Regions from separate parts of the Homo sapiens genome. Here regions 1 and 2 are each linked to region 3. Evidence: chromatin loops called from intact Hi-C (ENCODE). Cell type or tissue: HCT116. All regions are shown on one strand. Links, peaks and the distances in the headings refer to the core of each region. The heading gives the core; the rest is flanking DNA. Region 1 has its middle 59 kb from the start of PAGE1. Region 2 overlaps PAGE4 (PAGE family member 4). Region 3 overlaps SYP (synaptophysin).

Region 1 (11,532 bases), core at 2,451-7,450, 560 kb after region 3:
GTCCTGTCATGGAGGAAACAAATCAACAGCCATATATGTGACACAGTTTGGTGAGCACTATAAGGGACCTGCATAGGGTGCCATAGGAGTATACAGAAGGAGTCTCAAGGGCAGCCATAGGCAATCAAGGAGGAGGAGAAGGTGGCATCTAAACTGAAACTGGGGGAACTGCATACAACAGGTAGGAGTTAGCCTGGTGAAGCTGGTGGGCAATGTCCTTCCTGGCAGGACAGCAGAGCAAAAGTTGGGAACTGTATTATGAGTGTAGAGAGCATTGGGAGGTGTCTTAGTCACCTTGGGCTGTTATAACAAAATATCATAGCGTGGGTGGCTTTTAAACAACATAATTTTTTTCTTACAGCTCTGGAGACTGGAAATCTGAAATCAGGGTGTCAGCATGGTTTTGCTGAGGACCTTTTTCCGATTGCAGACTGCTGACTTCTTTTTGCATCCTTACATGGTGGAAAGGGCATGAGAGAGCTCTCTGGGGTCCCTTTTATAAGGACATTAATCCCATCCATGAGGGCACCATTCTCATCACCTAATCCCCTCCCAAAGGCCTTACCTCCTAATACCATCACATGCGGGTTTAGGATTTCAACATAGGAACTTGAGGGGATGCAAGCATGCAGTCCATTGCAGGAGGCAATGTGAAACCATTGAAGAGTTGTAGGGAAGAGCACAACCTGATCAGATTTGCATTTTAGAAAGCTGTCTCTAGCTACAAAAAGTTGACTATGAAAAGGCAAGCCTGGAGGCAGAGCAAGGTAGTTAGTGGTCTTCATGCTTCTTATAAAGGACGGTGGTGGCTGGCTGGAAGGTAATAGAGTTGATGAGGTAGAGAAATTAATGCCTTCAAAACATATTTAGAAGGAGGAGAAACAAGATCGGCTGGCTGATTAGATGAGGAGGGGCAGATGTGGGAAAGACAGAGGCCAAATACAGAGCCTCTGCCTTTCAGGAGCTTAGAGAATGCTTGAGAGAGCATAACCTGTAAATGTAAACCATGTACATTTCAGGCAGTTCAGTGTAGTGGTAAGAATTTGGGCTTTGAAATCAGTCAAACTTGCTTTGAATTCCTGTCATATCACCGATTAGCCACATGATATAGAAAGATTACTCGAATGCACTGCATCTCAGGTTCCTTATTCCTTACAGGTGGGTTATGTGTGTTCACATGTGAAAAGTATGTGGCACCCAAGAGATGTTCTAAAAATATTAGTAAATCTTTCTATGGAATGATAATCATCATCATAATATACTTATTACTGTAACACTAGGAAAATAGTAGTCATTATTATATAAAACCATGAAAAACATTTTTTGGGGGATCAAATGTACATTAAAAAGTTATTTTTTTTTCTCTTACAAGTTTCCGAGTATCAGAAAACTCCCTCTATTGTGCAGTTAGGAAACTAAATAGAAATATGTATCATTTTTCTGAATATCTGTGGGTAATAGATTCCATACCTCCTTGGATCAACAGTTTATACCTGTTGACGAAAAGAGTCAAACTCTTTAAAATATTGTAAGAGATTTATTCTGAGCCAAATATGAGTGACCATGGCCCGTGACACAGCCCTCAGAAGGTCTTGAGAACATGTGCCCAAGGTGGTCAGGGTACAGCTTGGTTTTATGTATTTTAGGGAGGCATGAGACATCAATCAAATACATTTAAGAAATACATTGGTTTCATTCAGAAAGGCAGGACAACTCAAAATGGGGAAGGCTTCCAGGCTATACGTAAATGTAAACATTTTCTGGTTGACAATTAGCTGAGTTTATCTGAAGACCCAGGATCAAAGGAAATGTTCAGGGTAAGGTAAAGGATTGTGGAGACCAAGTTTTATTGTGCAGAGGAAGCTCTCAGATAGTAGACTTCAGAGAGAGCAAGTTGTAAAGTGTTTCTTATCGGACTTAAAAGGGTGCTTGGCTCTTAGTTGATTATCTCCTGGATCTGGAAAGGAAGGAAGGAAAACAAAGGGGGAAAGGGATTCTCTATAGAAGGCGGATTTTTCCTACAAGAGACTTTGCAGGGCAATTCCAAGGTATGGCAAGGAAATATATTTTGGGGTAAAACATTTTGACTTTTTCCCTTGTTATGTCAGAATCAGATTGAAAAGTAAGCCATGATATACATGGTTAAATAAAACCCATCTGATGAGAGAATTTATGGTTTGTAGGGCATGACTCCCCAGACCCCTTAGAAAGGAATTTGGGCAAGATTAAAACAAAAACAAAAACAAAAACAGAGCTTAGTCCTCATTCCTATAACGGTCTGGAAGTTCTTCCATGTATCTCACCACAATCCCTCTTGCTTTGTTTTAGCCTGTTTGCTTTTGCTCCATTCCCTTAGATTTCTTCTTGCTGTTCTAAGTGTAGTTACTTTCTTGTCAGGGAATGGTTTATCAAATTATCTTGCACGTTTTTGCGCTGGGACTTTATATTTCTCTGATTTCCTGGTTCTGTCTAAAGAATATATTAACTTATTTCTTAGAATTGGCATGGTTTTCTCTATACACCGTGCTCATTACTTTTCTATTTAGAGAAAATATTTATTCATTTAATTTCTTTTTCAGAAGATTCCCTTCTGGTTTTATTTTGATGGCCTAATTTCAATTTGTCTCCTGGATCAAAGTATGTGACTTGTGTTTGTTTCCATGTAAAACATTGCCCAAGCCAGCATCAAGGAGTTCCAGGGAAGCCATTCCAGATCCTCGATAGGTGGGAATGTTTATTCTCGCTCTGTGTTACAGATAGGAACCTGAGACAAATAGAGGTGCCTGATTGATCCAGAATCACCTAGCTGTCAGATACCCACACAGAATTGATCAGACAGAGGAAGCTGGCTGCTCCAGGCATACTGCAATGGATGGAATGTTTGTGTCTCTCCAGAATTTATATGTTGAAACCCTAATCCCCAATGTGATGGTATTAGGAGGTGGGGCCTTTGGGAAGTAATTAGGTCATGACAATGGAGCCCTCATGATGGGATAAGTGCCCGTTTAAAAAATTGATACGAAAATACAGTTAGATAGTAGGAATAAGATCTACTGATCTGGTAGCACAATAGGGCAACTATAGTTAACAGTAATTTATCGTATACTTCAAAATAATTATAGAAGTGGATTTGGAATGTTCTCAACACAAATAAATGATAAATGTTTAAGGTGATGAATATCCCAATTACACTGATTTGATCATTACACATTATATACTTGTAACACATGTATTCCATAAATATGTACAACTATTATGTACCCATAAAAATTTTAAAATAGCATATTCTCAAAAAGAAAAAGAACAGACACGAGAGAACTGGCTTCCTCTCTGCACCATATGAGGATAAAAGAAGATGACCATCTGCAAACCAGGAAGAGAGCCCTCACCAGTAACCAAGTAAGTTGGCACTTAGATCTTGGTCTTCCAGAACTGATAAATAAATGTTTGTTATTTAAGCCACCCAGTCTCTGAAAATTTGTTACTGCTGCTGGAGCTAAGATAGTGGACTGCACAATTTTCTATCTTTAGATGCCTTCAACCTCTTTCTCAGGGGGGTCTGCTAGCAGCCCTTGCTGTCTTCTATGTTTTCTTCTTCTGATCAAATCTGCCTCTGAAAAGGACCTGGTCTACTTTTGGTATGTATTTCAGAGAAGGTACTACTCCTCTCTGGGTTACATCCTTACGTGTATTTATAAAATGGAAGGGGCTGTTCCCTGTGAAGGAAAAACAGGCACTAACAAGCTGGTAAGGCAGCTTAGTCGGGGGAATGGTCTGGGCCCTCCCAAGAGCTCTCCAAATGCTGCCATGTTGTAGCCATATATTCTGACTCTGTCCCTACAATCTCATACACACAGTGCATGAGGCTGTGTAGTCAGATAGACACAGTCTCCACACCTGGGCCTGCCCAGAGATTGCTGGGAGACCTTGGGTGGGTTACTCTGGGCCACAGTAACCTCATCTGCAGTCTGGTGACAGCAATCCTTATTTTACAGGATTGGAAGAGAACAAGTGTGGAGTTTCCAGGCTAGCATAGTGTCCAGATTGCAGGGTCTTATAAATGCCTTTCCTCCCTGCTTCTAAGTCAAAACCTGTGAGCACGCCATGTTTTCACTGAAGTTTCTATTTGTAGTTCTAGTTCCTGGGGTATGAAGAAAAGAAAAGGAAAATGATTTGGGGATGGCTGCAATTTGTAACAAGTCAGTGTGCCACAAGACATCTTGGATATGCTGCCTGTAGTGGGTTGAATTGTGTCCCCCCAAAATATATGTCCAAGTTCTGGCCCCCAGTACCTATGAATGTCACTTTATGTGGACACAGGGTCTTTGCAGAGGTAACTAAGTTAAGATGAGGTTATTCTGGATTGAGAGTGGGCCGTAAATCTAATGATTGGTGTCTGTATGAGAGAAAGGAGAGGGAAGATTGAGACACAGAGACACAGTAGAGAAGGCTGTGTGAAGATAGAGGCAGAGACTGGAGTTAGGTTACCAGAAACCGAGGAATGTCTGGGGCCACCATAAGCTGAATGGGGCAAGGAGGGATTCTCTCCTAGAGATTTCAGAGGGAGCATGGCCCTGCTGACACCTTGATTTTGGACGTCTGGCCCCCAGAGCTATGAGAAAATAAATTTTGGTTGTTTTAATCTATCAAGTTTGTGGTAATTTGTTACGGTAGCCACAGGAAACTAGTACGCTGCTTAAAAGGAGGACATTTATTCAGGCATCAACATGTCCAGAGAAAACGGCATGCGTATTTGCTAGTATTTTCCCATCTGGTGTGTCCAGAGCATCAGGAGAGGCAGGAACCCTCCCAGCAGCCATCTGGTCTCTCTACCTGGCTCCAGGCAGAGCTGGCACCTGTACATAGATGGTCCCATCCCATGCCCAGGTTGCATGTGATAGAATTTCTGACTGTGATGTGTTACATGCGGGCATCTGTGTGCCTCCTCATATGCAGGTAGAATAAACACACTGCCCTTTAAATGTTCTCCAAGCAAGGTCTGGCCCAAAGCACAATGGCAGGTGTGGTCATTGTATTTCCGCAGGTGCATGAATTACCACTTAACACAGTGTTAAGAAATAGCTGATTTTCTTCTTTGACTAAAAGATTTCTTGAAATTGCTTTGATAAAATAAGATCAACACTAATTCCCTTTTTATGCATTGTGCCTATCAATTGAAATGGAAAAAAGAAAGCCACTGCCAACTTTCATTTATTTAAATGCATGGATAGATACATGCAGATATTTATGATTTCTCCCTAGGATTCACAGATGCAAATGGAAAGGAAAAGTCGCAATGCTAAGTGTACGTATTTTGTGGGGAAGACAAATAAGAACAAAGCGCTGCTTGCTCAGATGGACAGCTCTGTGTCTCCGCCTACAGGGCTCTGGGTGTCTGTGCACCAGGGGGAACCTGAAGTGGCCGCCTCTTCACAACCTCTATTCCATAGACAGTTGCTTACCCCACCCCTTGTCACTGGCATAAAATCACTTGAAATATCTAACACCTAAAATTGCTAAAATGCACAGTGGACCTATGTAACAGCGATTTATGCCTATGAGGGCCTGCATCCAAAATGAACAAGGAGAGAGCTGGGCTGCTGTCAGTGTTATTGTGGCTCATTGTCTATGCACAAACTGCAGTGCTACAGAAGCAGGTAGCATTTATGGCCTTCTGTTTGTTTGCTGTCACTTTGGTACCTCAGCTCTGAGGTTTCCTTTGAGGAAGAGGGAGTGGAATGTATGGAAGTTTTGACAGAGAATTTAACCTCCTCTTCTTAGAGAGTTTAAGGGGCTACTCTCTAGAATGATCCCGTCTGACATTTAGATAACACTGGATTCTGTTCATCTCTTGCAGAGGAACTTACCAGCAGGGCCTCTGTCCAAATGCAGGAAACATGAACAGAATCCCCAGCTTGCTTTCTCCCACAGGACTCTGAGAAATAATCATCCTGTACATGCTCCCATTTGACGCCTTTTAATGGAACAAATTCACCATTGGAAATATGCAGGAAGTTGATTTCTTTTATATTTTGCCATCTTTAACCAATCCCTGGATAGGTTTTCAAAATCTCATTGAAGAGAAATATTTGGATGAGATTGGGGAAGTGGAACTCAGGTTTCTCTTGGTATTTATAATTGGGTAGAATCAAGGAAACCTAAATGGCCATAATGTTTTACCTTTACCCTTTGCTATGGTTTGAATGTGTCCCCCTCAAAATTCATGTGTTGGAAACTTAATTCCCAATGCAGGAGTGTTGGGAGTTGGGACCTGATAAGAGGTGATTGGCTCTGCTCTCATGACTAGATTAATGTCATTATCATGGAAGCAGGTCAGTTATTATGACAGTGGGTTGTTATAAAGTGAGTTCAGCCCCTGGTGCCTCCCTCTGCCTTGAGCACTGGTTTCACCTCTGCCTTCTGCTGTGGGATAACAAAGCATGAAGGCCTTCACCAGATGCTAGCACCAGCCTCTTGGACTTCCCAGCCTCTGGAACCATAAGCAAAATAAACTTCTATTCTTTATAAATTACCTAGTCTGTGGTATTCTGTTATAGCAGCAGAAAACAGACTAAGACACTCATGAAATATATATAACAAACCAGCGTTATGTGCACATATGCACAAATGCACTCATACTGGAGGATACAGTGAGTGTTTGAGTTTTTATATCTTGTAGTTGTTCATGCAAGATGGTTTATGGAGTTGAAATTTGTCATCCATATAAGTAATGTACTACTTGAAATTGGACAAAGTATGGAGAAGAGCCTTAAAAATCATTGAAAAAATGAGGTGAGCTTAAAAGAATTTAATATGTGTAGCTCAGGGAAGCTGCTGTTTAGGAGAAGTGGGAATGTGCCTCTGCTTCAGGACTGTAAGTCCCCAAAGAGTAATTTGCAGGCAGTAAGAAGGCACTACAGAGAAGGAAATGGGCAGAAAGGAATTGAAGTGTGTCTTAGTTTGCTCAGGCTTCCATAACAAAATATCACAGACTAGGTGGCTTAAACAACAGACATTTATCCTCTCATGTTCTGGAGGCTGGAAGTCCAAGATCAAGGTGCTGGCTGATTTGGTTCTGGTGAGGGTTCCAATCTTGGCTCACAGATGGCTGCTTTCTTGCTGTGTCCTCATATAGTCTCTTCTTTGTGAGCAAAGAAGAAAAAGAATGAAAAAAACAAAAAAAGAAAGAAAAAAGAAAAATAAGAAAAGGAAAAAGAAAGAAGAAGAGCAAGAAGAAGAGCTCTGTTATCTCTTCTTTTAAGGACCTGCCCTGATTTAATTGAGGTTAAATAACTGTATGACTTCATTTAACCTTAATTACCTCCTTGTAAACCCTATCTCCAAATACAGTCGTATTGGGGATTAGGGTTTCAACTTATGAATTTGGTGGAGAAACAATTAATTCCATAGTAGAGTGGAAGCTATAGGCAGTAGAATGACCTCCCAGGGAAACAACGGGGACAGTGATGCTATTCCTGAGGAATTAAAAGTGCATTGGGCTGGGCCAGTTCCACAATATGCTGTAGGAAGGGCTTCCTTCCCTCCTGGCCCTTTGGAGATGTGAGGAAGGGACTGACAGACTAAAAGCTTTAGGTTGCTTGGGAGATATCGTCTGATAAAAACTTTAATCTGGTAACCTTCCTCTCTCTTTCTCTCTCTACCTCTCACTCTCTCTCTGTCTGGCTCTCTTAATGGAATGCTAGTGTATTCTTATTAGGAAGATAGAACTTGGTTAGGAAGGAAGGAAGAAAAACGGCAGGCAGGCAGGCATTGGAGCCAGCAGGACTGGGAGATCACAACCACAATCTCCTGGGCAAAAGAAAGGGGAAATGAGAAGCAGTGCTTTCTCAGTCATGCGAGTAGTTACTGGCAGTTTGTTCTGGCCAGCAGAACTTCTGATATCATGGCTATTGAATAACTTATCATCAAAGTTTAATGTGAAACCAGGTGACTGATAACTAAATCTAGGAACAGAAATAGAATCTTCATTTTTTCTGCCTGAAGAAACTTTTTTCTGTCATTTGATTTAAAGGCCAAAGGCTATTCACCATACCACTGAGAATTATAAAACCTTTATGAAAACTCATCACAGTGTTGAATTGAATGTGTGATAGAGAGGAAAGCTGGGATAATTTCAATCCTTACCCGACCCATCTTAATAAGGTAAAGACTCCTGTGAAAGCTACCATACTCAACGCAGTGAGATCACAGCATAGCCGATTTTTTTTTTTTTTTTTTTTTTTTTTTTACCTCTTTCTAGGTTGAATGGAAATGAGGCAGTAGCCAAAGGGGATAGAAATAAACGTTCTTCTCTTACTGTGATTGTGTGGATCTGATGGGCTTTTCAAAATGGCACATGGGTCAGTGTTTCTTGGAGCCTGGACTAGCATACCCTCCCGGCATCTTAAGAGAAACAATCTCCAGGCTTGGTAGAAGTCCTTGGCTTTCTTGCTTAGAAATGTCAGAAGCCAATGAATATTTACATCCCCATCTCACCTTTGCTCTGATTTGCTAATCTGATCCTTATCAAATTAGGCCAAAAGGAAAGCAGTTAGAAACTTGAACTTCCATTGTTAGATAAGTACCAATCTCTACATTAAGAGCTATACAGATACTTGTAAATTTCTCACTGGGACACAGAATTGGTACATATCTCCAGGTGATCCTCTTCTCTCAGCATGTATATTCTTCTCTCATGTAGAAATCAGTTGCTTTGATGGTCAGAAAGAGACAAAGAGAAACAAATTCATCAGTCTGTATTATATCACAGTAGAATACAAGGCTAGAAAGTAGGTTCAACCCTGTTGGAACCCAGCCGGTCTGCTGCCCTCGCTGAGTTTCAGGGTCCCTGTCTGCATATCTGGAAAATAAGTTCATCTTTCCTAAAGACCCATCCAATCTTTGATTCTATAATCATAAGTAGGGTGATAAGATTTTATTTCCTACTTAGAGGGCCACCTGGAGAGTACATTCTGCTTTAATTTTCTGTTTTGGTGATGGGGAATTTGGAGCCATGCATGGTTATGAAAGGCCCAGAGATGGAATCTCATCTCTGATTCAAGGCTTTGGTTCCTGGCTTCCTGCTGTATTACTTCAATGAAACCAAACCTTTTAGGGCATATGTCTGCACATATTGGCCTACTCAAAATGCCATTCTATCCTGGGCGAGGTGGCTCACACCTGCAATTCCAGCACTCTGGGAGGCCAAGGTAGGAGGATGGCTTGAGGCCAAGAGTTTGAGACCAGTCTGGACAGTATAGTGAGATCCAATCTCTACAAAAAATAGAAAAATTAGCTGGGCTTGGTGGCATGTGCCTGTAGTCCCAGCTACTTGGGAGGCTGAGGTGAGAGAATCCCTTGAGCCCAAGAGGTTGAGGCTGTAGTGAGCTATGATCGTACCACTGTGCTCCAGCCTGGATGACAGAGCAAGACCCTGTTGCTTAAAAAAGAAAAAAGAAGCAAAATGCCTTTCCGAATGATCCCATTGACTGGGCAGAAATGTTACATTGTTAAAATATTTTGTGCCAGCCGCAGTGGCTCACGCCTGTAATCCCAACACTTTGGGAGGCTGAGGCGGGCGGCTCACCTGAGGTCAGGAGTTCGATACCAGCCTGGCCAACATGATGAAACCCTGTCTCTACTAAAAATACAAAAAAAATTAGCTGGGTGTGGTGGCGGGCGCCTGTAATCCCAGCTACTCGGGAGGCTGAAGCAGGAGTTTGAGACCAGTCTATGCAAAATGGCGAAACCCTGTCTCTACTAAAAATAAAAATTAGCCGGGCATGGTGGTGCATGCCTATAGTCCTAGCTACTTGGGAGGCTGAAGCAGGAGAATCGCTTGAACCCAGGAGGTGGAGGTTGCAGTGAGCCAAGATTGCACCATTGCACTCCAGCCTGGGCAACAAGAGTGAAACTCTGTCTCAAAAAAAAAAATTTTTTTTGCACAGTCTTCTCCATGAGATTTATACTCCTAGAGAGCAGAGATAACAACAAGCCTATAAGGCAAGGTAGTATTGTTTTATTTAGTGCCTGCCTATTACCAAAAGAGTTTGAAGCAGTTTATACTAAAAACATAAGAAGAATAATCTTAGAAACCCAGGAAGAAAATTTGGGCAGAGAAGTCTCTGGGAAGCATCCCAAAACTAATGGCTACTGAAAATAAACCTCTCTAAACCCTTCTCTGTCTTTCTCTCTCCTTTCTTTTTCTTTCTCCTTCCCTTCTTGATTTGTATTGTGTTTTCTCAATTAATTATTTTCTCTTTCCTATCCCTTCTTTTTTTCCTATTTGGTTTCAGACGAATTGAGCCAGGTTTCTGAAACCTGAAGCCAAAAGCACCTGTATTAGTCTGTTCCCACACTGCTATAAAGAACTACCTGAGACTGGGTAATTTATGAAGAAAAGAGGTTTAATGAACTCACAGTTCCACAGGCTGGACAGGAAGCATGGCTGGGAAGGCCTCAGGAAGCTTACAATCATGGCAGAAGTTGAAGGAGAAGCAAGCACCTTCTTCACATGGCAGAGCAGGAGGAACAGAGAGCGAAGGGGGAAGCACTACACGCTTTTAAACCATCAGATCTCATGAGAACTCACTATCAAGAGAACAGCAAGGGGGAAATCCGCCCCCATGATCTAATCACCTCCCACCAGGTCCCTCCCCAATACTGGGAATTACAATTCAACTTGAGATTTGGGTGGGGACACAGAGCCAAATCATATCAGCATTCTAATGGATACATCAATCGATTTTCATGGCATGACATTAGGTATGAACTATTATCACCCCCATTTTACAGATGAAGAAACTGAGGCACAGAGGGGTTGAAGATGAAGACTTGCCTAAAATCAAATGGTAAATGGTGGAGTGAGGATTTTGATGAAGATAGTCTGAAGCCAGTAGCTACATCATTAATTATTATAATATATACTGCCAAGTATGAAATCAGATTTTAAACCAGGTCTGTTTAACTCAAACCCCATTGATCTTGACTATTAAACTATGCTCCCTGTGATGAAAATGATGATGACCATGACAATGACAATAACAGTAATAATTATAACTGACATTTATTGAGCTTTTATAGTGTGTCAGCATTAGTCTAAATATTTTTTAAAAATCAACTCATTTTCACAAAAACCCTATGAGTCAGGTACTACTATTATCCACATTTTAGAAATATTTATTTCTATTCATATTCACAAACAAGTATAGGTCATTTAAAAATTCTAGTTAAGACGTAATTCACATACCATAAAACTTACCTTGTTAATCATTTTAATTATTATTTGATTAAGAAATAATACACATCGCCATAAAATTTACAACTGTATACTTTGTACAATTCAGTGATTTTTGTATGTCCACTATGTTGCACAGCCATCACCACTGTCTAATTTTAGAACATTTTCATCACCCCTAAAAGAAACTCTGTATCCATTAGCAGTCACCCTCCACTCAGCCCTTGGCAACCACTAATCTACTTTCTGTCTCTATGGATTTATCTGTTCTGGACATTTCATATAAATGAAATCAT
Region 2 (11,532 bases), core at 2,531-7,530, 650 kb after region 3:
TAACAGGTGCCAATGAGACAAATGGCCACCCTGGTATAAAGAATCCACATAAAGATTTAACTAGATCAATGAATTATTTTTGCACTTTTGCTCAAAGAGACAAACCAAATGGAATGGCATTCTTTGACCTCTCTTTAGTCAGCTAAACAATTCCTTAGCTAATATATAATTAGCAGAAAGTTTTTAGTCAATACATTTGAGTGACACTGTGTTTGCTTGCTTGTTTTTTGCTTCTTGGACTTTTTGTTTGATTAAAAAATCAAAACAAAACAAAACTGAAATCAGTGGCTGTTTTTGCCCTCTACTTAAAATGATCTTTAAATGGGCTCATAGCATTTAATCTGTTCTGGCTTGAGAAGTCTTTGTTTCCTTGTACCACTAGAGTGAGGCATTTTAAAAATTAGTACACATATGCCTGAAAATGTACATTAGCATAGAAGTCTATGCAGTGGTTAGCGTTCTGGTTTTAATTTCATCTTAAGAAACCAAAACTAGTGTTCTTTGTGTGCTTTTAGTGTCATCTCAGTAAAGTTCTGCTAAGTAATGAACTCAACTGTTATGTTTATATTTTAGGAGATGGGCAGCCATAAGTTAAAAAGAAGACAAGCTGAAGCTACACACATGGCTGATGTCACATTGAAAATGTGACTGAAAATTTGAAAATTCTCTCAATAAAGTTTGAGTTTTCTCTGAAGAAGTCATGCGTGTCTTTTGTAAAATTTATTCCTAGGAAATTGACACTATTGTAAATGGTATCTTTAAAAAATCCTTGTGTTCTGTTTAGAGCTGGTATATATTTTTGTATACTGATTTTGTGTTGGGCAACATTGCTAAACTTGCCTATTCTGTTGGTTTATCCCTACGTCCTTTTGGATTTTCTCCATACACAATCATACCACATGTAAATAATGATAATTCTGTTTTTTCCTTTTGAGGCTTTGTACTTTCATTTCTGGTCCTTATGACACTGGCCAGACCCCTCCAGTACAATGTTGATTAGAAGTGATGATGATGTGAATTCTTGTCATATTCCTGATGTCAAGAGGGAAACTTTCAACATTTCACTATGATAGGTTTTAAAAATATATGTAGATTCCTTCTATAGGTTGAGTATACCTAATATGAAGTCCTCCAAAATCTGAAACTGTTTGAGTGCCTCCGTGATGCTCAAAGGAAGTGCTCATTTCAGATTTCAGATTTTCAGATTATGGATGTTTAACCAGTAAGTATGATGCAAGTATTCCAAAATCTGAAACAGCATTTCAGGGATGGTATACTCAACCTGTATTAGATTAAGGACTTTTCAAAAAATTCTTAGTTTTCTAAGAGTACTTACCATGCTCACCATGAATATATGTTGAATTTTATCAAACACTTGGTCTGCATCTATTGAGGTGTATGATATTTCTCCATTAAGCTGTTAATATAGCATTCCTAGAATAAGCCCAATTTAATTTGTGATATATTGTCCTTTTATGTATTACTGGTTCCTTTTCCTAATGTTTTGTTTAGGATTTTTGCACTTTTGTTCACGAGCTTGACCTATAAATTTTTAATACTCACTCCATTCAGGCCTTGGTATCAAGGGTATTCTGGCTTCATAATATGAGTTAGAATGTATATTCTTCTTTTATTTTTCCATATAGTTCAGCTAACATTGGAATTCTTTCTTAAATGTTTGATAGAATTTGCCAGTGAGGATATCTGGACCTGGAGTTCTCTCTGTAGGGAAGTTTAAAATTGAATCAATATCTTTAGTCACATTAGGACTATTTCAGTTTTCTATTTCTTCACTTTGGGTTTTATTTTTCTAGGATTTTGTCCATATTATCTAAATTTTTGTTATACAAAATAGTCCATAATATCCTCTCTTTATCCTCTTAATGCCTGTTTTCATTCATAGAACTGATCATTTGTGTCTTCTCTCTTGTATTCTTGATCAATGTCAGGGTCTTTTCAAAATAAACTAACTTTTGGCTATCCTATTTTTGTTTTACATTTTGTGAATTTTGGCTCCCACGTTTATTCTTTTACTTTGTGTTTAATTTGCTGTTTTTAACTCCTTGAGATAGCTGTTTAGTTCATTAATTTTCAGTCTTCTTTTTAATGTATACTTCATAACTTTCTCTCTAATGAGGGCTTTAGCTGCAGTCCACAAATTATGATATTTAGTATTTTTGTTATTCAACTCAATATTTTCTAATTCACATTATTTCTTTGAACGATAGATTACTTGGAAGTGTATTTCTTCCAAACATTTGAACACTTTCTAGCTGTTGTTGTGTTACACAGTATAGATAACTGACAATATCTGTTTACAAAAGATACATCCAAAACATAAAAATTTACAGAAGTTGAAAGTAAAAGGATGGACAAAAGATATTCTGCACAAAATAATTAAAATAGGCTTTAAGGCAAATGAGCATTACTAGGAATAAAAAGGGGTATTTCACAGAGAAAAGGTTCAATTCACTAGGAAGATTTGATTTTAAATGTGAGCCTAATGTGGTTTCAAAATATGATGGGAAAATTGGCAGAATAGGAAAAGAAGTTGGTAACTGAGAGAATAAGCAGACAAAAAGCAATAAGGAGGTGGGGCTCTTCCTTACTGGCAAACTAAGCACTTGGCTTTGTCTGCCTTTAAGGTAGCCTAACACTGATTCTTACCCTGAGGAGGGGATGTGGAGCAGACCTGCTGGTGAGCTCCTGGTCTTTCCTTTAGGTTGTACTCCTCCCAGTCCATCACCAGGTATTGGAACTGCTGTAGGTATGCAAGGAAATCTAATACAACCTGGACATCATTTTTACTTTCTACATGTGTCACCTGGTGGCAAGAGAGAGGTGGCAGATAGAAGGGAATGGCCTCATAAACTGGGTGCGTCATCACAGCAAGGAACTAGTTTTAGAGATTCATTGCAAGCCGCAAAGGGCAGACATTTATTGAAAGGATGCTGGAATGCTTCAAGCTGACTCAGGAAGGATGGGGCCCAGGGCGACCCTCAGTTGTATGGGAACCACGCTTCCTCCTTTCAAGGGCTCCTGATTCCTGAGGACCAACTCCTGCTGCTAACCCTAGGAGGCCTCCCCATCCCCTCCCTGGAGGAAGGGGTCAGGTGGAGAGCTGATGTCCCGTGCTGAGCAAGGAGAATGTTGCTAGGGTATGTATACTCAGGCAGCACAGCCACACAAGCCAGACAGCGTGCACTAGGCTACAGCCAGCCACCACCAGGACTCGGGGACTGGACTCTTCCTAGAACACTCTTTCTCCTCCGACCCATGTCCTGATGCCTGCCCTGGGCTGCACTCTCTGGGACCAGCAGCTACAGCCCGACACCCTCGAGCCATGCCCCAGGTCTGAGCCACTTACTCTGGGCACACTCTTCATGGGCTTTGGGGTCCTGCTGCCCAGTGCCAGCAGCCCCTTGGCACAGGGGTTCCCAGAGGCCCCTCAGCCCCATGTCCAACCCCTTCTCCCCGCTGGCAGCTAGCTCCACAGGCTTCTTTCCACTTCCACCTGCTGCCCACCTGGGGACGCTGCCAGGGCTTAAGGGTCTTGGGACTGTGTCCTGTAGTTTAGGCCCCCTCTCAGCTGTAGGGGAAGTGCCAGCTGTAGGGATGGACTTGTCATGCCTCATCCCTCCAGCTGGCCTTGGAGAGAAGAGCTGGATTGTGCCCCCGGGCTGCTCAGCATCTGCTGGGCCAGAAGGCTGGCTGCCAAGCCATCAACCCACCTATGGCCTTAGGAGCCCAGAAGGAGACAAGGAGCAAGCCCAGACCCTGCAGAGCGCTGATAAGATGGGCCAGGGACATGCCTCTCCAGGCCCAGCAGCCTTGGGAGCCACAGCCGCTTCGGAGCTGGGGTCCAGGCCTCCCCAGAACTGCAGCTGGAGCTTCATCCTTTTCTGGGAAGGGCAGGACCTGGGGTGGGAGGGGAGACTGGGATGGGGCTGGAGGCAGGCTCGGCTGCAGAAAAGATGGCCTGTCACAGCTTCTGCCTGCACTCCTCAGGCAGGCTCCTTGGAGGGGACATTTCACAGCCTCAGAAACATTTCTGGAATTGGCACCCACTTGGCCCCCAGCTCTGTAGTGGCTGGGGGAAGCCTGCATGGAAGAGGGGAAGAATAAGGGAGGAAGATCAGAGCTGTAAAAGGGGATACAAAGCCTGTACTCTACGACCATTGTGTCAGGCACAAGGTACTATTCCAGAAGCCTTTGCTGAAGTGCAATGGATAGTACCCTGGATTGGGGATCAAAAGAACTGAGTTGGCTTTTGATTCTACTTCTGAAAAACTTTGTATAATAACATGTAGATGATCCTCTTTGAGTCTTAGCTTTATTGCTTGTAAAATGCAGATAATTCCTCCCTCCCAAGGATTCTATATAGATTGAGATAAAAAAAGTGCGAATGTGCAAAGTAAACATCTAGGCCTGTCCTAAAGGCACTGTGAACGTTGGTTGCATCCAAATCTGAATTTTGTCTGGGACCAGGGTCAGGGACCAGAATACACCAGAGCTGAGGGCCAGCCCTACCTGAGAACCATCAACAAACTTACCCCACATCCCATTATACCTCCTCACTCCCTGCAGCCTGTCAGCTTCCCCAATCTCCCACACTCACTGTCACCTGGGGCTCTGGTGCACCAGATGACACTACTTGCTCCCTGGTACACAGGTGAGTGCAGCCAGTGTCATACCCAAGGCCTCTAAATGAGGTCCACAGGCAAGAGCCATCCCAGCCCACATCTGATATCCAAGATGCAATGCTAAGTGGAAAAAGCACTGTAGAACAGTGTGTGGAATATGGTCTTGTTTATGTGTGTGTGTAAGATATAGGTATAAAATATACTTCAATATTCATAGAAAATTTATGGAAGAATACACAAAAATTGTTAACAATGGTTATTACTAGTTCTACAGGGATGATAAACAGGGAGGGGTGAGGACTGTATCTTTACTAATTATCATCATTTGAATATTTTTGCCATGAACATGTGTTACTTTTATAATGTAAAAGCACTTAAAATCAAAAGATGTAGATAGTAAATTAATATGTAGATATAGATAGATGATAGATGGACAATAGCGGTAGATAAATGATATGAAAATAGCTAAAAGCTAAACCAGACAGATATATCTGTGCATTGGTTTCCTCACGTGAAATGGTACCTATTTCATAGGATTATTGTGAGGATTAAATGACTTCATACGTTCGAGTCCTTGGAACAGTGCCTGGCACACAGTAAGTGCTCAATAAATGTTTTCTTTCGGATAATACTGGTGTGGAGATGGTGGAGGAAGACAGGCTGGCTCGATGTGATAATCTCTTTCGCCATCTTGTGGTCAGTGGGGCACAGGCCACACAGCAACATTAATGCCAATTAGCAGCATGGGTTCACTTTGCACGTTTTCAATCCTCTTCATAGGTAAGTGTAGGAGTTCAGGCCTTAGGGATGGAGGACCTAGGACTTTTAAAATCGAAAAAGAGCTTAAAGAAATAAACAAATAACTTTACAAATGGGTAGCCAGAATAGGACTTAGAGACCCCTACTCTAGTCATCTTTGACACCAGATGCTCCTGATCCCTAGTCCTGTCAGTGTCAAAAAGAAAGCAAATTGGCGGTCCCCTGTTTTTTGTTTTGTTTTGTTTTGTTTTGTTTTGTTTTCAGGTTCCTCTTTTCCTGTCAGGCTTCTTAGTTGTATCAACAGAACCAATTTTAGCTTACCCAGAAAAGGGATTTTTGAACACCTATTGAGTAGCTCAGGGAAACCTCAAAAAGGCCAGAGAATCTGGTTTGGGAGCTAGGTGGCCACGAGTTGCAATCCTACCCCCTCTGCGGACAGGAGCTACTGAGGCTGAGTCCAGCACCACTAGGATATCTCTTACAGTTGTTTGTGAAAACTCAGTACGGCTGCTTGTGAAAACTCAGTGTCTCTCTGACACTGTCACCAGGCATAGCTTCTTCTGTTCTTCTGATTTCCGCTGGTCTCTTCACGTGTTTCTCCTGATTCAAAATCTGAATGGGGAACATCTAATTGGTGGAGCCTAGGGCTCACACCTCTCCTCTAGGCTGAGTTCTGGTTTCCACCTTAGGGAGGAAGGACTCTTTTTTTTTTTTTTTTGGAGACAGATTCTTGCTCTGTCACCCAGGCTGGAGTGCTGGAGTGTAGTGGCACAATCTCAGCTCACTGCAACCTCCTGGGAGGAAGGACTCAATGCAGGGCTTCTCCAAAATTTAAAAGGGCTATTCAGAAGAGCCTGGGTAGGACAGGGGATGATGATGCTCTGACTTTGGGAAAACAGCATTGAGCATGTGTGCTTCAGAGTCCCACATCCCTTCTCCAGGTCCTGTCTATCTAGCTGTAGGTTCTACATATGACCCAGGCAGTACTGGGAATCTAGGTCTGTTTGACTCAGTGGTCAGGCCGGGTATGGTTGCACATGCCTGTAATCCCAGCTACTCGGGAGACTGAGGTGGGAGGATGGCTTGAGTCCAGTAATTCAAAGCAGCAGTGAACTATAATCATGCAACTGCACTCCGGCCTGAGTGACAAAGCAAGACCTGCCTCTTAAAAACAAAAAAATGGTGGTCAGACTCCATATTGATTATTAGGGGACAGGTCATGGTGATACCAGATGGAAGGATTTTTTTGGACAGGGAAGTCCATGGGGGCGGTGGGGCACAGGTTCCATGGCCGACTGGTTTACCACTGTATTCAACAGCAGCTAGCTTGGTGCCTCAATACATGACTGAAAGAATGGTGGAATAAGAGAACAAACTAAGCTGGCCACCTTCCTTCTGTAGTTGTAAAATTTCACTGACACTTAGGGCCCCTAATTTCGGAAGAAACCTAAGAGATGTGTTTTGGAGGTGTCTTGTTAGATAAGGGAGATCAAGAAAGGTAACTCCACTCATACCAAGCTACACCTTCACGTAGGGTTTCTGACTCCCATCCAGGAGGTGACTCCCCTCCACATTTAGTGTCTCCACTCAGAGGAAAAGAACAATCAAGTGTGTGCTACAAGATTCTACTGTCCATCCACACATTTTCTTTCTTTCTTTCTTTTTTGCAACAGAGTCTCACTCTGTCACCCAGACTGGAGGGCAGTGGCAGGAGGCTCACTGCAACCTCCGCCTCCCAGGTTCAAGCGATTCTCCTGCCTTACTCTCCTGAGTAGCTGGGATTACAGGCATGCAGCACCACACCCGGCTAATTTTTGTCTTTTTAGTAGAAACGGGGTTTCACCATCTTAGCCAGGCTGGTCTTTAACTCCTGACCTCAGGTAATCCACCGACCTTGGCCTCCCAAACTGCTGAGATTACAGGCGTGAGCCACTGCGCCCGGCCCATCCAGATATTTTCTTGAAACAATTCTGCACTTAGGACATATTTCCAGGAGAAATTGATGAAACATTCCCATAGTGGAATTGCTTGAGATTGCTGGGCCTCAAGGTCTATTGGAATCTAACTTCAACATCCAGCTGATGGGTCAGCCTGCGGCCTCCATATTTCCTTCTATGAATCAATGATGGCAAGTGCCCATCTCTGGCCACGCCAGCTGAAAGGCACAGACCACCAGAGGGAGCAGGTGTGCCTCTTCCATGGTGGAACATGGCACTTCCTGTTTGCCGCCCCCCCCAACCTGCCCTGCTCTGGAAAACACCACTGTTGCTTAGCAACAGGGAAGGCAGTCATCCAGGGCCCCATGTTTCTATCAGTCACCAACCCAAGTGAGACATGGAATGTAAAGGCCTGCCTTCAGATCACATCTACTGTAGCACTTTGGAACTTGCTGGCCACTCAAAATGTGGCCTGTGACCCTTCAACATTTCAGGGGTCCCCAAGACCACCCAGACATTCAGTGAATTAGCTAGGACTCATGGGACTCAGTATATTATTGTACTCATGGCTGTTATTACAGCAAAAGGTTATACAATATGATCAGCAAGAAATAGAAAGAACAGGTGGGGTCTGCAGAAGTCCACGCACAGGCTTCCTCATGCTCTCTTTCTCCTGTGAGGGGGCCCATAGAGCACATCCTTCCCCAAGAATGAAAATGCACAATATGTGGGTAATGTTTTGCCCAGGGAAGCTCACTTAGTGCCCCAAATTTTTACTAGGGTCTGGTCATTAGGCACCCCCTGCCTATTATGTACCCAAGTTCCAGACTCTCGGAAGGAAAGCAGGTGTTCAGAATAAACTACGTTGTTGGTACAAACTGGTTAGGCACTGTGAACCACCCTTCTCAATTAGGGAACATGTCAACTGCTGTCTTAGTTTTCTATTGCTGCCATAACAAATGATCACAAACTTAGAGGCTTAAACTGTATAAATGAATCGTCTAACAATTCTGTAGGTCAGAAGTCCAGCTTAGGTCTCTGGGCTGAAATCAAGGTGTTGGCAAAGTTGTGTTCCTTTCTAGAGGCTCTAGGGGAGAATCCATTTCCTACTCATTCCAGGTCGGCAGAATTCAGTTTCTTGACATTGTAGGACAGAGGTCCCTGTTTCCTTAGGCTGTCATCTGAGGGCCATTCTCAGCTTCTATAGGCCACCACATTCCTTAGCTTGTAGCATTTTCCTCCACCTTCAAAGCCAGAACAGTGAGTCGAATCCTTCTCAAGTCACATCTCTCTGGCCACAGCTGGGAAAGGTTCGCCACTTTTATGGTCTCCTGTGATTGGATTGGGTCCACCCAGTTAATCCAGGATAATCTTCCCATCCCAAAGCCCCAACCCTTAATCATGTCTACAAAATCCTTTTTGCCATGTAAAGTAACATATTCATAGGTCCCAGGGATTAGGACGTGGACATCCTTGCATATCCAGTATTTTGCCTACCACAAGTGCCAAGTTCCTAGATGCCAGCCAAGGGTCTTTCTAAATATAACAGTCTCAGGGATGCTATGTTAACTCTTTTCTGCATACTCATGCATATCTAAAGGAAGGTGACATCATGAGTGATAGGGGATACCCTCTTCCAATATCTTGTAGCCCCTTTCATGCTTAAAATGTCTTGGACTTCATAAACAACTGGACCCGGGGCTCAGCCCACAAAGATGCCTTATAACCCAGATTCCAATATGGCATACACATTCTGACCTTGGGACTGCGCAGTGCTATCCCTTTCCTGCTTCAACCTGGACAGGAGCCAACGTCTAGGAAACTGTTAGGTTACGTTCTCTCAAGCATAGGACTTGACAGAAAATATATTTCAGTTTAAATTCTTAGCTATGTACCAAGAGCAAGTTATTTGTTCTCTGTAAGTCTCATTTCCTCATCTGCTTCCAGGTATAACACACTGTCTTATAGATTTAAATGACAGAATACATACAATAAGGTATGTGTAAGGCAGTGCTTTCCAGATCACAATGGCTAGTGTGCTAGGAGATGGAACATCCAGTAGGAACAAAAACAAGACTAAAGTCTCCTGTTTCAACATGGAGCTTCCTCTAGGGGGAGAAAGAAGAGAAGAGGCAGAGGTTCACTTTTAGGATCTGCCTGGGTCTTTTTTTTTCCTCCTGAGCTCATCACTTTATTGACAAACTTATTTCTCCTTCTTCCTGTGAAGGTGTGATATTGTGAATGATTAACCTTTGTTTTTCACCCCAAGCTCCAGCTTGCCCTTGTACTCTTGGCCCTGCTGCAGATGACAGACCCAAGGCTTCTGCCCCAGGGTAGAGTTATTTCAGCAGAAATGCAAATAGAATCAAAGAGCCCAAGATCAGCATTTGAGTCACAGAAGAGATTTCAGAAAATGTACACTGAGAAAATAGAACTAAACGAAAGGCTTTTTGAGTTGGAAGATCTTAGGTCTTTTGAATACCAAGACATAAGGACCTGGCCTATCGACAGGCATACAAGGATATATGGTTTGTCCAAGGGACTTCCAGCCATCTAAGACTAGATAAAGCTCCCTTACACTAAAGGGAGGGCTGAGAGGGAGGCAGAGAGATACCGATGACATTCAAGGCCAGGGGATTTCAACCTCCATTTTAGACTATGTTGAAATCTTAAGGAGAATCAATCTCTCTCTCTCTCTCTCTCTCTCTCTCTCTCCTCTCCTCTCCTCTCCTCTCTCTCCCTCCTCTCTCTCTCTCTCTCTCTCTCTCCTCTCCCTGCTCCCGACTGGTTTGGGTTCCCTTTCATTTCATCTCCAAATATCACAATGGTATTCCCTGGAGGGCAAGAAAGACTTTTAGTCTGGGCCTTGGGATTGAGGAAATAGAAGAGAATCTGTGGTGTTTACAGACACTAGCACCATCCATTAGGGTAGGAACAGTAAGAAAGCAAAGGTTTGTGTCAAAGACTTGAAGTTTTCCTAGTGTGGGTCTTCAGAAAACCACTTTAGGGCCTCTGAGAAAAAAGACACTGCCATACTGGCTTGGTAGTGAGAGTCAGGTAAAGACCTCATTCCTCCCATTACTGGAACAGCCATGAGGTCTCCTGACAGCAAGGTGACAATGTCCAGATAACAACAGGTGAACAAAATAGCCCTACATACCCAGAGACAGAGCCACTTGCCTTGGGCCCAGCTGTTCACTAAGTCATCGGGTTCTTCCATTTCAGTGCAAGGGTGCCTAGCCAATGTAGTGAGCAAAGGTTGATTTCAAGATTGAATTTTGAGGGATCAAAGTTGGAGCAGGTCAAAATTATTAACAACTCGGCGATGCCCGATCCCTTCTGCCTGCAGCTACTAACACTGCATGGTTCCTAGCTTAACAACCCTCTGAATTTTGGGGAAGCTTCCTGTAAACACTAAATAAAACAAACAATATGTCTTGAGAGCAGTGTGTATTATGGTTAAAAGCAACTGAATATTGTTCCTCCAGCTGGGTTGCATGAATGCATATCAGGGGAACCATGAGTCCCATTGAATTACAGGCAAACGTACTATGCCAGGTGCTTTTCATGCATTTTTCAAGGGAGAAGAGATATAGCGTAATCAGATTCTCAGAGGGGTCTGAGTCTTAAGCCACTGTTGCAATGGGGAGTCTTGGATTTGTGCTTTATTAACTGTGTGTCCTGTGAAAATTCATAGGGAACCCCCATGTCATATTTTCCTGCCAGTAGAGTGGAAAAAACCAATATCAACCCCATAACATTATTGTGGGGAATTAATTAAAAGATGCTTTATAAATAAATTCGTTTTAAATGAGACGTTCATGTGTTCCCTTCCCCATCCCCCAATAAATAGCTCTATTAAATAAAAGGCAACCGGTTGAGATTTTGGATAACAGAGATATGTATTTTTCAAAAATGTATGTGTACACAGTTTATATATGTGGAATAATGATGTGTCTAATCCTGTATTTTTTCAAGAATCATTTTCATAGATTATTTGGCATCGTGTGCTTTAAAATAATGATGATGATGATAATGATAATTCTTTGCACTTGCATAGCCAGTAGTCCTCTCATTTATCTCATCGGTTGTTGACAAAGCCCTCCTCTTACTCTTGTAAATGAAATGAGGCTAGTGCTGGGTCTGCAGTGTTTGGTTGCCATGGTTTAAATTCGTTTCATAAGCTGTTGCTT
Region 3 (9,190 bases), core at 1,172-6,171:
AGATTACAGTCTCCTTCCTCCAACCAAAAAAATAGTCCCTTAACAGGTACTGTTCTAGCCATTTGTGATAAACTATATTGAGCAAAACAAAGATCCCTGTCTTTGTGGAGCTTATACTGAAGCAGAGATAGACTTCACACAGCGAACATGATGCATGAGTGGATTATCTCGTATAACATAGGGTGACAATAATAAGTGAAATGGAAAAAATAAAGTGAGCTGGGCATGGTCGCTCACACTTATAGTCTCAGCTACTTGGGAGGCTGAGGTGGGAGGATCACCTGAGCCCAGGAGTTCAAGTCTAGCATTCCTAAAGTGCTAGGATTACAGGCGTGAGCTACCACGCCCAGCCTGCGACAGGGCAGAGTTCTGACACAGGAGGACTGTGGCCTAATTTAGGATTTAACAGAATCCCTCCAGATGCTGTGAGTAGAACAGAATGGAAATGGAGACCTGAGAAGAGGTCTGGGAGAGATGACAGTGGAAGATGAAGGATATATTTTTTGAAGGTAGGACCCACAGGATTTTTTGATGAATTAGATGTGGGATGCCCTTTCCATCCTGGCTAACCCAGTGTCAGAAGCTACCTCCATCCAAGTATTGCCACCTTCTTGCCTTCCCCCACTTTTTAGCCACCCCTTAGCCTTTTCCTCCTGCCTTTCCTCCCCTATATCCTCCCTCCTATCTGAGGGAAATCTCACTTCTCTTTTTCTTTTTTTTTTTGTTTTGAGACAGAGTCTCGCTCTGTTGCCCAGGCTGGAGTGCAGTGGCGCAATCTCGACTCACTGGAACCTCCGCCTCCCAGATTCAAGCGATTCTCCTGCCTCAGCCTCCAGAGTAGCTGGAACTACAGACGTGCGCCACCATGCCCGGCTAATTTTTATATGTTTAGTAGAGACGGGGTTTCACCGTGTTGGCCAGGCTAGTCTCGAACTCCTGACCTCAGGTGATCTGCCCACCTTGGTCTCCCAAAGTGCTGGGATTACAGGCATGAGCCACCTCACCTGGCCTCTTTTCTTTCTTTCTTTTTTTCTTCCTTTCTTTCTTTCCATTTTTTTTTTTTTTTTGAGACAAGGTCTCGCTCTGTTGCCCAGGCTGGAGTGCAGTGGCAGGATCATAGCTCACGGCAGCCTCAACCTCCTGGGCTTAAGTGATCCTCCCACTTCAGCCTCCTGAGTAGATGGGTCCACAGATGCATGCCACCACGCCCGGCTAATTTTTGTATTTTTTGTAGAGGTGGGATTTCATCATGTTGCCCAGGCTGGTCTCGAACTCTTGGGCTCAAGCGGCCCGCCCGCCTCGGTCTCCCAAAGTGCTGAGATTACAGGCATGAGCCACCAAGCCCCGACCCTCACTTCTCTTTTAAGGCCCAGCAAGAAGGCCGGCAAACCTTTCCAGGACCCCACCCTATCCCTCTTCCTCCTTTGAAATTCCACACTACTTCCCTCCCCTCCAGCGTTGGGGAGAGGCGGCAGATCTATCCCCTCCTCCCGGATTGGTGAGCTCGTCTGACCTTCAAGATCCACGCCCATTTACCCTCACCATCTATTGGCCTTATCACCTATTGGCTTATCAGTCACTTCTAAGACCCACCTCCTCGTCGCTTCCGTGGCTCTTGCGCTCCGCTGATTCGCCACTGCGCAAGTCCCCCGATATTCCCTCCCTTTATTGGTTGCTCTGCTTCTCTCCCCCCGCCTTTCCGCCGAGTTGCCCTTCTACCTCCCTCCCATTGGCTCTTCATTCTGTCCATCTTGAAGCACCATTCTTCTTTTCTCCATTCATTAGCTAGTTTTTCAGCTCTTAGCAGGTAGTTCTGCCTCTTGATTGGCTCCTTCAAACTTCAGTCCTTACTTGCCCCAGTAAACGCCTTACGTACTCTCTACCCCTGACTCTTATTGGTTCACTGACCCGCTCGTCTCCTTCCTTGTACCCTCCTTGGCCGCACCGCTCGCCGGTCACTCACCAGACTACATCTGATTGGAGAAGGAGGTGGGTGCACCCTGCGGGCCGTAGCCTTGCTGCCCATAGTCGCCCTGAGGCCCGTAGCCACTGCCACCGCTGCCGGCTGGTTGACCATAGTCAGGCTGGTAGCCGCCCTGAGGCCCGTAGGAATCCTGGGGCCCGTACCCGCCGGGGCCCTGCCCGTAGCCTGCATCGCCGTAGGCGTCCCCGGGTGCCGGTTGTTTCTCGGGGGCGCCGGGAGGCGCGCGCAGGAACGGGGCGGCCCAGCCTGTCTCCTTAAACACGAACCACAGGTTGCCGACCCAGAGCACCAGGTTCAGGAAGCCGAACACCTGCAGGGAGACAAGGCTCGGCTGTGGTACCCCGCCCATTGCCTTGGCGGCCCTGCGTGCAGGAATGAGCATGCGGGGAATGAATCCGTAGGCTCCGCAAGGTGGGGGTTTCTGAAACCCAGACTCTCTGAGTCCCAGTGCGAGAACGTCGATGTGCAGAAAAATCACCTCTGGCGGGGTGGGCGTGTTAGAAGAATTTGGAGCCCTGGGGATGCTGCGATCTATCAGTATTACATATACAATTATTTACATATTTGCACATATACACATTATATACACATTTATGCATGTTTAAAATGTAAATTTGTAATATATTCATAGTAAAATGTAAGGATACAAACTTATTAAATATAGCTATACCACTAACATGCATCTAAATAAATGTAGATAAAATATATGTATAAGTGCACATGTATAAGATATATGAAACTTGCATAATTTTTTTTTTGAGATGGAGTTTCGCTCTTGTTGCCCAGGCGGGAGTGCAATGGCACGATCTCGGCTCACCACAACCTTCGCCTCCCGGGTTCAAGCAATTCTCCTGCCTCAGCCTCCCGAGTAGCTGGGATTACAGGCATGCACCACCACACCAGCTAATTTTGTATTTTTAGTAGAGATGGGGTTTCTCCATGTTGGTCAGGCTGGTCTTGAACTCCCGACCTCAGGTGATCTGCCCGCCTCGGCCTCCCATAGTGCTGGGATTACTGGCGTGAGCTACCGCACCCGGCCACATAAAGTAATTTTAAGACATAAAACACTTTCTGTACCTTTCCTTATATGCCAAGCCCTCTTCTAAGAGCTTTACATGTTATAAGCTCACTTAAAATTCAGTTTTGGGCAGGAAATACTATCTCCATTTTACAGTTGAGGAAACTGAGGCCCTAGAGGCTAAGTTACCTGAAGTCTCACATCCAGCAAGTGACAGGAAAGAAAAGTTGTAATCTTAGCATCTGTAACCCTTGTATACGACTTACCTTGTGCCAGGCCCTTTTCTGAGCACTCCGTATTCTTAGTTCAATAAATACTCAACTTTGGAGCAGGACCTATTATTAGTCTTCGATTATGCATGCTCAACTGAACCTTGAGAGGCTGTGACTAGTTTCAGGTCAGGGAGCTTGCAAGAGGTAGAGCTGGGATTTGAGCGCAGACAGTCTGACTCCAGCCAGTAGGGGGCATCCAAGTGGGGAAACATTTCAAGTTTTTCCTTCATTTTGCACATGAGGAAACTGAGGTCCCAAGAGGGTGCTGAGTTGCTTATTTTACATGTCTAGGCTGGGTCTGGGATCCAGGTCTCCCAAACCTGTCATGTTCCCCCTTTGGGGACAGTCTGTGGTGTCACAGTGGTTACAATTGCTAGCTCATCCTTCAACGTTGTTGTTGGCACGCGTTCTTCAGGGACACCCCTTGGATCTCCCCTGACTCTCCTCTTATTCTCCCACTCCACCACTCCCCATGCCGGACTGTACTGTTTTCCACTCTCCCTCCTCCAGCCAGCACCCAGGGCTTACCACCGAGGTGTTGAGTCCCGAGGTCACAGGGTCTCTCAGCTCCTTGCATGTGTTCCCTGTCTGGCGGCAGACAGGCATCTCCTTGATAATGTTCTCTGGGTCTGTGGCCATCTTCACATCTGACAGCCCCTTGGCCCATGCCGATGAGCTAACTAGCCACATGAAGGCGAACACAGCCGTGGCCAGAAAGTCCTAAGGCAGGCAGGGGTGAGGAAGACAGCACTGTGAGTGGACTGCTTCACGCTAGGCCCTGGGGCCTCCTCGGATCACAGGTCCCCCAGAAGAGGCCTGTCTCTCCCCTGCCTTTTCAGCTCTCAAGCCCACAACACTTTCACCTGAAGGTGGCCCTCCCAGCTTGAGCTTGTGTGTGTACATGACACAGAGGATGTGGGAGTGTGATTGTGATATGTGGCTGTGGGTGTTGGGGGGAGGGGAACTCTGGGATGATTTCCGAATCTGTGGAAAGTAATGTGTCTTTCTACTTTTGTCTGCATGTGGGAATTTTTGTCATTTTGTGTCTAGGCTGAGGGTATGTGAGTACAGTGGTGTAGGAATCAGTGTGTCTGTGTGGCATGATGACAGGCATGACTGTCACAGCGAACCTCTGTGGGCCTCTTCCTTTGATCTAGGCTGTGTAGTTGTGTGAGAGTGGGAAGGTTCTCAGGTGTGGGCCTGTCTGGGATTCTGCATAGGCTGTATGTCTCCGTGACTCTATGACTCTGTGTCCCGGATGCCTGGTGTGGATTAATAGCAGCAGCAACTATATGTGTGGCTGTTATGGTGGCTGTTTGCATGTGGGCCTGTCTGGGATTTGGTGTGGTCTGTGAGCATGGCTGTGTCCCTGGGGTTCCGTGTCCCCATGGTCCCTACATGCAAGTGGCTGTGGGGACTCACCAGCATGGGCCCTTTGTTATTCTCTCGGTACTTGTTCTGCAGGAAGATGTAGGTGGCCAGAGCCCCCATGGAGTAGAGGAAGGCAAACACGGCCACGGTGACAAAGAATTCGGCTGACGAGGAGTAGTCCCCAACTAAGAAGACCTTGGTGGTGCCCCCTCGGCAGGTGGGTGCATCAAAGTACACTTGGTGCAGCCTGCAAACAGAGGTGGGCAGGTGTGGCCCAGCCCCTCAGAACACCCTCAACCCTCCAGCCCAATCATGGGTCCCCCCATTTCTGACAAGGCCCCAGGAAGAGGAGGAAATAACCATTCATCGAGCACCTACTATGTACCAGTCACATTTCACTGATTGCTCAAAACATCCTGGTGAGATAGGTGTTATTCATCCCTCACTCCAACCCAAGCACTCTGGCCTCTTGATTATTTCTAGAACTTGCCAGGCATCCTCCCTCCCTAGGATCTTTGTTTGTACTGGCTGTTCCCTTTGCCAGGAATGCTTTTCCCCTAGATAGCTTCGGGTCTTACTCCCTCATCTCCTTTTTTTTTTTTTTTTTTTTTTTGAGATGGAGTCTTGCTCTGTCACCAGGCTGGAGTGCGGTGGCACAATCCCGGCTCACTGCAACCTCTGCCTCCCGGGTTCAAGCGATTCTCCTGCCTCAGCCTCCTGAGTAGCTGGGATTACAGGCATGCGCCGCTACGCCCAGCTAATTTTTGTACTTTTAATAGAGACGGGGTTTCACCGTGTTGGCCAGGATAGTCTTGATCTCTTGACCTTGTGATCTGCCCGCCTTGGCCTCCCAGAGTGCTGGGATTACAGGCGTGAGCCACTGCGCCCGGCCTCCCTCATCTCCTTGAAGCTTTGCTCAACTGTCACCTTCTCATTGAGACCTTCCCTGATCTCCCTACTTAAAATTAAATTGAAACATTCTCTCAACCAGCACTTCTTAGCCTGGCTTCCTTGCTCCACTTTTCTCGATAGTAGTGGTACCCATCTGACATACCAGGTATTTTTTTTTTTTTTAATCTTGGTTTTTGCTGTAACTACAAGAGGGCAGGGCTTTTTCCTGTGTTTTCACCTCCGTTTATCTCCAGGCCCTGGAACAGTGCTGGCACCTAGCAGACACTCAAGAAATGTTTATCAAATGAAATGTACAGAGGCGGAAACAGAGGCTCAGGGAAGTGCATTAACTTGCCTAAAGTCACACAGCTGGCAAGGGAATGTCAGAGTTGAGATCTGAACCTTGTTTTCTCCCTATCTCATGTTGACTTTTCTCCCCCACCCCAGTTCAGGTCCCCGAGAGAAAAAAATGTATGCATAGCAGAGGAGAGGCCAGCGACTAGATAACAGGAAAAGACAGACAGAAAGAAAGGAGGGTAAAGGGATCTTGGAACAGGGTGTGTGTATGTGAGGGAAGAGGGGAGGTGTCCTGGGACTAAGGCCTTTCCTGTGGTGTGATGGAGGAGAGGTGGGGGTTGTAGAGAGAAAATGTCTGTGGGAGAAGTTCTGGAGCACAGTCTCAGATTGGAGGCCAGGATCCTGAGACTGAGCAAATGGTGCCAATGCCTTTGTGTAGCAAAGGCCCTGAGGGAAGAGGCTTGCACTTATTAGTCACCTACTAAGCAGTTTACATAAATGTCTCATTAATGACAGCCTCCAGCAATTCTCTAAAGAAGGCATTATTAGACCCTTTTTACAGATGAATAAACAGAGGCTTAGCAAGGTTATTACTTGCCCAAGGTTGTACAGCTCCTAAATGATGGAGCTAGGAGTTGCATCTGGGTTTGAGTTTCTGTTTCTAGTGGGCTGGGTCAGGAGAGGGGGTCCCTAAGAGGGAATGAGAGGTCCTTGGGTATTAGGGCAGTTTGGGAGGGATTTTGCTCAGGGGGACCCAGGGCCAAGACTGTTTTTCTAGGGGACTTGTGGGCTAGAGCCTTAGGACCCAAAGTTCTAGACATGGGAGGCGTGGGGAGGGGGCACAGGGGATGGTTGTGGTCTTGTGGATCCCCAAAGGACTGGCTCTAAGCAGTGTCCCTTGCTGCCAGCTCCCCCTCCTTCCCCAGACTCTTTTCTCCCTTGCCTTTGTGGACCCATGGATACCTGGCTGCCCCTCTGCCTCTCAGGCCACACTTTCCCGGCATCTCCTCTCTTTTCCATCATTGCTCAGGGCCTGTGCTAGGTTTTCTTCTACTTTCACTCTTCCATCTCCCCACTGGGTGATCACTTGAGCCTACATTTACCCTCAGTACTCGAAGACCCCCAGTTTCCAACTCAACCCCTGTCCTCTTTCCTGAGTCCCTTAAATTTATTTTACTTATTGAACAGACACTGATGGAGCACTTATTGTGTGCCAGGCACTGTGCTAAGCACCTGATGAATATTAACTCATTGAATGCTAACCACGACCCTGTGAGGTAGATATTATTAGTATTCCTTTTTACAGATGAGGAAATTGAGACCCAGAGTGGTTATGTGATTTGGCCAAATAGTGGGGGAGTCTCAGAAACCTGTGCGGGGATTGTGTCTGTGGGTCTCTGTCATCCCACCCTGCAGGAGGTAAACATCATTGTGAGGGTAGTGCCCATGCCAGCCGTGCTCATTCTTGTGCACCTAGCACCCAGTGTATTGCCCGGCACACAGTGTGAGCTCAATAAATGTCAGAATTGTTTAATTGGGTTTAATTTTTCCCTATATCTAAGCAGCACCCCTCATTATTCTATTCTCTACCATAAAACCCTACATGAGGATCTCCTCGAGTTTCTCTCAGTCTGCTATTATCCTCTTTGTTAATTTATTTGTTATAATGTAGGCTCCATGAAGGTAGGGAGTTGGGTCTGGTTTTTTTTTTTTTGGAGATGGAGTTTCGCTCTTGTTGCCCAGGCTGGAGTGCAATGGCGCGATTTCGGCTCCCAGGTTCAAGTGATTCTCCTGCCTCAGCCTCCTGAGTAGCCGGGATTACAGGCATGCATGACCACGCCTGGCTAATTTTGTATTTTTAGTAGAGACGGGGTTTCTCCATGTTGGTCAGGCTGGTCTCGAACTCCTGACCTCAGGTGATCCGCCCACCTCGGCCTCTCAAAGTGCTGGGATTACAGGCGTGAGCCACTGTGCCTGGCGGGAGTTGGGTCTGTTTTAGTTACTATCATGCTTCCAGCACTTTGAGTAGTACCAGATATAAAATAAGTTCTCAAAAATGTGTATAGAATGAATGAATGGGGATTAAATAATAATATTGGCTAACATTAATTGGGTACCTACTGGGTTAAGGTATGTATATACACCTGTCTTACTTTTGTATCTTGTTTATTGCCTGTCCCTTACCCCTTCGCTGGAACAGAGCCAGAGGGCCACAGCCTATGTCTGCCTTGCTCACCACATAGTCCTAGAGTCCAGAGCAGTGCCAGGTACAAGGCAGGTGCTCAGTGATCCCAGTGGATGTAGCCTCGAGGTGGGAGCTGGGCAGGAGCTACTTGCGGGGGGAGGTATTGGCCGGTTCCACCCTGCCCCTTCCTCTCCCAGGTCTGTTGGTATCCCAGGGTGGGAGCACACCTGAAGGGGTACTCGAACTCGACCTCGATGCTGAGGTCACTCTCGGTCTTGTTGGCACAATCCACGCTCAGCTGGAGCTCCCCACTGTAGCTGCCGCATGTGGCAAAGGCGAAGATGGCGAAGACCTTGGGCAGCAGGGATGGGGATGGCCACAGTGAACCTGTGTGCATGTGGGAGGGAGGTGCCCTCCTCTGGACAGATCGGGGGCCCAGCACAGGCAGCAGCAGATGGAGCAGTCCCCACCCCCACCCCCTAATCAGGGCTCATCGGGACCAAGGACAAGCTGATTACAAGGGTATGGCTGTCTCTTCCTGTTTCTCTCTCTGTGTCTCTCTCTGTCTCTGCCTTTCCATGCTGACCTCCCTCTTCTCTGTTTGTCTCTGTTGTTCTCTGTGTATCTCACTGTGTCTCTGTTTCTCTCGGTATCTCTGTTTCTCTATGTGTCTTTGTCTTTCTCAGATGTCTCTTTGTCTCTCTGTGTCTCTGATCCTCTCTGCCTCTGCCTATCTGATCTGTCGATGTCTCTTTTTGTCTCTTTTTTCTCTGTCTGTGTAAGTGTATGCCTGTATGTCTGTGTCTTTCTGTTTCTTGGTCTGTTTGTCTCTGTCTCTCTGTCCTGTCTCTCACTCGGTCTCCGGATGGTTCTCTCTCTGTCTCCCTCTTGCCTCTGTGTGTTGGTTTCTCTTTTTTCTGAGTGTCTCTTTCTCTCTGTGTCTCTCTCTCCCTCACCCTGTTTTCCTGCCTCTCTCCCTGCGTCTGTTTCTCTTTGCATCTGTTTTCTGTGTCTCCTTTTTCTTTGTTTCTGTTTGTCTCTTCTCTCTTATGTCTGTATCTCTTCTCATCTCCATATTTCTTTTTTTTTTCTCAGTATTTCCATCTCTGTCTTTATCATTCCCTGTCCCTCATTCTCTCTGTCACCTTCACTGTCTCTGGGTTTCTCTGACT

What was found. Peaks named below come from ENCODE experiments on the same cell type or tissue, not always from the same donor. Only the 100,000 strongest peaks of a DNase experiment are listed, where the experiment ranks them.
Region 1: a loop joins it to region 3, with 12 times the contacts of the local background. A loop is called at or near these places in 14 of 110 quality-filtered maps.
Region 2: a loop joins it to region 3, with 6 times the contacts of the local background. A loop is called at or near these places in 3 of 110 quality-filtered maps.

Annotation. Positions count from the first base shown.
Region 1 is chrX:49,749,055-49,760,586 of GRCh38, forward strand. No RefSeq gene overlaps it. Among named protein-coding and RNA genes, the nearest start is that of PAGE1, 59 kb to the left of the region's middle. In HCT116, for the core only: a CTCF peak has its summit at 5,382 (motif pointing right); a DNase peak (open chromatin) is centred at 5,377; H3K27me3 peaks cover 2,361 bases.
Region 2 is chrX:49,833,273-49,844,804 of GRCh38, forward strand. It overlaps PAGE4 (PAGE family member 4), which reads left to right. Exons shown (of 5, transcript NM_007003.4): 5 at 574-992. The coding sequence ends at 590. Among named protein-coding and RNA genes, the nearest start is that of PAGE4, 9.7 kb to the left of the region's middle. RefSeq lists enhancers at 2,895-3,395, 9,494-9,788. In HCT116, for the core only: a CTCF peak has its summit at 5,344 (motif pointing left); a DNase peak (open chromatin) is centred at 5,319.
Region 3 is chrX:49,189,470-49,198,659 of GRCh38, forward strand. It overlaps SYP (synaptophysin), which reads right to left. Exons shown (of 7, transcript NM_003179.3): 3 at 8,246-8,370; 4 at 4,697-4,892; 5 at 3,803-3,994; 6 at 1,964-2,294. The coding sequence ends at 1,968. Among named protein-coding and RNA genes, the nearest start is that of SYP-AS1, 4.8 kb to the right of the region's middle. RefSeq lists a silencer at 775-854, an enhancer at 1,694-1,763 and a cis regulatory region at 3,919-4,439. In HCT116, for the core only: a CTCF peak has its summit at 3,458 (motif pointing right); a DNase peak (open chromatin) is centred at 1,682; H3K4me3 peaks cover 1,642 bases; H3K27ac peaks cover 1,123 bases.